2 separate regions of the Mus musculus genome follow, and region 1 is linked to region 2. The links are chromatin loops, found by intact Hi-C in ENCODE. Cell type or tissue: heart. All regions are shown on one strand.

Region 1 (2,500 bases), 57 kb before region 2:
CCAAAACCTTTCTTGGAACCGCGGAGTTAGCTGGGAGCAGAAGGTTTGGTGTGGGCAGGGACCACGGAAGCGGAGAAAGGAATGAAGTACCCAAATTCTAACTTGAGAATGACGATATTTCCAAAGATAGTCATTAGGTCAGCCTTGCAGAACAAAATGGCAACACAAGATGCTCCTAAGATGGTGAAAGAAGATGCTTCTATTTCTAAAGGTCCTTGGCTCCACGGATTATAAACGACCATGGTAGAAAACCTGAAAGAGCCCAAAAGAGCCTTTGCTTCTGTCTGTTATCCTGTTGTTGCTCTGTTATTCAGTTCAGCATGCCACCACCACCACACAGCAGAGATGTCAGCTAGAGTGTGCAGTAGAAGGGCCATGACATGTTACTTTGTCCCTTTAGCAGGTGACTGTGCTACCAATTCAATATGGTGGGAAGCAAGATCACTCGGCGTCCCTTCTCTCCAGAACCTACAAAGTCTGAAGACAGGAGGTTTCGGAGGCTCGCTGGTCATCCACTAGCTGAAGAGTGTGAGACTCTGCCTCAAAATATGAGGTAAAGAGTGACTGAGGAAGACTTCTGATGCCAACTTTGGGCCTCCACCTACACTCCCACACACACACCACCTACAGAAGGGAGGAAGGGAGGGAGAGAGGGAGGGAGAGAGGGAGGGAAGATGGAAAGAAAGAGGGGAAAACAGACACTGAGAGAAGAAGTGAAGACACCGTTGAAAACAAGAGTCTCGCAATTCGGATGCCGCATCTTAATGACCACAAAACCCAGGCTGAGGAAGAAAAATAAAATTGGCAAAGGCCTCCTTTGAAGTGGTCTCAAGACTGGGCTGAGCAGATATCAAGGATCCAGCAGGCACTGCCCAGCAGCATAGCAATCAGTCCCGGCTAAGGTCAGCACTCTGGACACTCGCCAACTGCAGCAGATCTGAGTGGCTCGGAAGGGTTCCGACCACAGAGGCGGGCCAGGAAAGCAGGAAGAGCAAGCTCGAGAAGGGCTGTGGTAGCCTAAGAGCATGGGCCTGACGTGCTCTGTAAGCTCCAATGCTAGCCTTCCCGTCATGACATATGGCACTACAGAACATCTGGCCTTGGAGACAAGCCAGGCATTTGCTTCTCCAACCTCCTCCACAGCCTCCCATTCATGGAAAACTGGATTTCTTTCGAGAATATTGAAGTGACAGGCCCTTCCTGCCAGTTACTGTGCTTGGCCACTTGCCAACACTCTCAGTCTTGTTCTGTAGCTGGAACCTAGTAAGTTTTATACATACATACATATATATATATATATGTACACACACACACACACACACACACACACACACACACACACACACATACATATATTACAGAAATGGGTATCCTCCCTAGAACCCTTACCACACACATGTGGTCAAGTCAGCAGCCCCCACCCACCTCCACACACCACCTCTCACCATCTGGTTGAGCTTTCTGAGGGGTGGGGTGGGGGGAGGGGAGGAGAAGTCTCCAGGAGATAGCTGTTTAATATTTGAAACGTGGAGGGGCCCACGAAGCAAGCACGTTCCATTTAGAGAAGCGTTAGGAAGTTTTATAGTAAACTGAGGTTTTCCCATCTCCAAAGAAAACCCAAACAGGCACCTGGACAAACTATCCACCGTCACAAAGGAGCCGGCAGGCAGGAAGTACAGTAACAATAACCAGTAGGAAAGAGGAAACCAAGAAACGCCAGGGAATTGGATGCTGGCCCTGTTTCTTCTTTAGAACTGGAGAGTTACCTTGACCAGTCAGTAGCAAAAGACTATGAATCAAAAGTGGCAGCCGGCAGGCTGGAGAGACAGGTCAATGGCTAAGAGTGCTTACTGTTCTTCTAGAGGTCTGGGGTTCATTCCCAACACCCGCATCAGGTGGCTCGCAACGATCTTTAACTCCAGTTCCAGAGGACTCTGACGTCCCCTTCTGGCTTCATCAGGTACCTGCATATGTGTGTGAGAACAAACATGCCTGTACACACACACACACACACACACACACACACACACACACACACACACACACCACTTTTCTTTCCCTTTTTTAAGTGTAGGCCTCCAAGTTTCTCCACTGGTGTTGGAGTATGATCTTCCACGTAGCAGCAACTGCTCCATCTCTACACGCTCACCACGCACGGTTTCTTGATGCACATGTTATAAATCCTTACAGAATCACTCTGAGAAGAGGAAGAGGCGGGCCTCTGCCTCTTTTTGAGACTGAAACTGGCCTGAGACAGGCAAGAAAACTGGGAGTATACATGAGCCGCTCCCCTGAGAAGAAAGGAATGAGCAGTGGTCTTTCTGGCCATTCAAGCCGTCTAATAACGCAAGGCATGGGGCCAATCGCAGTGAAGGACTTTCAAAGGAACATGTCATACTGGGCTATGTCTGCCAAGAGTCTATAATCAAGTAGGGAACACAAGACATTATATACCCAACAGGAACAAGGGAGAGGTGAGGTGACAAGAAGAGGGAGTTCC
Region 2 (2,500 bases):
CCTCGAGTGTTGGTATTAAAGGCGTGTGCCGCCACCAACCATCGTCTCCAAATACTTTTTAACTCTGCTCAAATTCTAAGCTCTAGGGCAAGACCCAAGTCTTAGCAGTCTTTGCATCTCAACCCCCACCCCACCCCAACACAGATAGTCCCCTCACCAACGATAGACTTGACAGACATTTGACAACTCAGATTGACAGAAAAGAGGCTGGGAGTTCGGGGAGGGGGAAGGGGCAAACTCAAGTCCCTATGCCAAAACACACCTGACCCCTGCTCAGTGACAAAGGTTTGAAATAGTTCTCAAGTCAGATTCTAGTAAGGAGGAAGTGGGAAGCAGGCCTGGGCAGGCCCTGATATGGCTGGAAAGAAGGAATTCAAGGGGACAGAGAGTGACAGCCCTGCTTTCTAGTCCTAGTCTGCCCGACAGCTTGCTATGTGGTCTTTGGCAAATCACAGAGCCTCCCTAGAACTTAGTAACTCCTCCTGAAACAAACGTTTTGAAATAAAAGCTCCAAAAGACCTTGTCAACTCTTACATGCTCTCATGATTCTTAGTCACCCCAAACACCTGAACGATGTCCATGTAAAGCAGGAACTGTGCCTTCCTCCGCAGGAAGCAAGAACAGGGACAGGGATGAGGCAGAGTCTAACCCCTCCCCCACCGCGCCAGCCACTCTCTAACCCTCCAGAGACACAGGTGAACCACAGCAAGGGAGTCAGCACTCCTCTGGAACCTGAAGAGGGATCTGAGGGCAGCCGAGGACAGAGGGCAGAACTGGAAGGAGATTTTCAATACCCAGCTTCCCTCAGGCTGAACTCTAACTCTCCCCCCCCCCTCCACCCCCCACTCGCACACATGTACACTTTCACAGATCCAGTTTAGGAGTGTTCAAATTAGCACAACCTGCCCTGAAATACTGCACAAAACACACAGTAAGCATTTTGCTTGTTTTTATGTCATCGATGGTTTCAATGGGTGACTCACCCTTCCGCTTTAGCACTCTGTGCTCATGGGGTTTACTATAAATAATGCAAGGGAGGGCGCACAGGCTGAGCCTGGGCCCTGCCCAGCCGGACTGCTAGGTCACTGCAGTGAGACAGAACCACCAGCCTAAGGTGTGTTCAGAGGGGCTGCTTCCCACCACTGCAGACAGGAAGCAAACGGCCCCCATCCCGACTTCGGAACACTGTTAGGAAAGGGAACTGAGACCCCCACATAGAGTTTGTGCTGGGTACCAGCCTAGAATTTGAACACATGTGCTCCTTGGCCTTCTAGAACCTTCCCAGAAGGCTCAACCAGGATTCAAAACCAGGCTCTGAACCTGCCTTAGGTATTACCTTAGTTACATCTTAGTCCATTCTTCTCAACTCTGATCTTTATTTGGTGATGCCCAAGTTGCAGGTAGGGGTGCGGGGGGGGGGGGTTCTGTCTGTCTGTTTCTGTGTGTCTGTCTGTGTAGCTGTGCGTGTCTGGGGTCGTGTGTGTGAGTGGGGGAGGTGATTCCATGTGACTTCCCAGGAACCCAAACTCACAGGAGGCTGAACCACAACCACAGAAACACTACAGTAATCAGAGGGGTCTTAGCCAGAGCTCGTCCACTCCCTAAGCTGGGAAGTGAAGTCAGTATTTACAGGGGTTGAGCCCCTCCCAAATCCTGCCTTCCCAGGATGGCCCCCCACCACAGTGTTCACCACTCACAAAATTCCCAAGAGTCATCAATTCCCAAAGTCTAAGCTAACCCTCCCCAAGGCAAGGCAAAAGAATACAGTGTAGACTTCAAGTCCTCTGGATGTCCCAAACATCAGTAGTGGTGGCAGCAATGCTGGGTTCAAGATACTTTTAGGATAAATATGGTCTCTACAATGCTAGCTTTCTGCAAAGACACCTTTAATTGGTAGACTACTTGATGTGTTTTGCTTGGGGTTTTTTTGTTTGTTTTAGTTTTGGGGTTTTTGTTTTGGTTCGGTCTTTGGTTTGGGGGGGTTGTTTGTTTCTTATTTTGGGAGATTTTGTTTTTGTTTTTGAGGCAAGATCTAAAGTAGCCCAGGCTGGCCTCAAACTCACTATGCCACCTGAGGCAGAGTGTGAGCTTCTTATCTTTCTTCCTCCACATCCCACCTGCTAGGACTTCAGCCATGCACCACTGAACTAGGGTTTATGGAGAGCTGAGGGTCGAACCCAGGGCCCCATGTGTGCTAGACAATCTTATATAACAGAGCCCTAGCCCCAGGCAAAGCGGGGACCCTTCCATTCCTGATGCACTTCCATGATCCCCTATGACCTCACTCGCTGGCTGCTAGCACAGGGCTGACACCATTCAGTCACAACTCGACTACTTCTTGTCACAGCCTCTTCCTTGGGCCAAAAGAGCAGCATTCAAAAGCTCTATAACTCTAGAGCTCCAGTCCAGCCAGCACCTTCCCCGAGCTGAGGATCTGAAACATAACACATCATCGAGGCCATAGACAAAGAGAGGCTGTGCAGCTTATCCAGATACACCG

The links. Hi-C counts contacts between places; a loop is a spot of excess contacts. Peaks named below come from ENCODE experiments on the same cell type or tissue, not always from the same donor. Only the 100,000 strongest peaks of a DNase experiment are listed, where the experiment ranks them.
Region 1: a loop joins it to region 2, with 2.0 times the contacts of the local background. A loop is called at or near these places in 3 of 42 quality-filtered maps.

What each region holds. Positions count from the first base shown.
Region 1 is chr9:48,759,593-48,762,092 of GRCm38, forward strand. All of the region lies in intron 2 of Zbtb16 (zinc finger and BTB domain containing 16), which reads right to left. Among named protein-coding and RNA genes, the nearest start is that of Zbtb16, 75 kb to the right of the region's middle. In heart, no CTCF peak of the experiment used is centred here; DNase peaks (open chromatin) are centred at 1,009, 1,744 and 2,263.
Region 2 is chr9:48,816,530-48,819,029 of GRCm38, forward strand. All of the region lies in intron 2 of Zbtb16 (zinc finger and BTB domain containing 16), which reads right to left. Among named protein-coding and RNA genes, the nearest start is that of Zbtb16, 18 kb to the right of the region's middle. In heart, no CTCF peak of the experiment used is centred here; DNase peaks (open chromatin) are centred at 322 and 1,032; H3K27ac peaks cover 688 bases; H3K27me3 peaks cover 398 bases.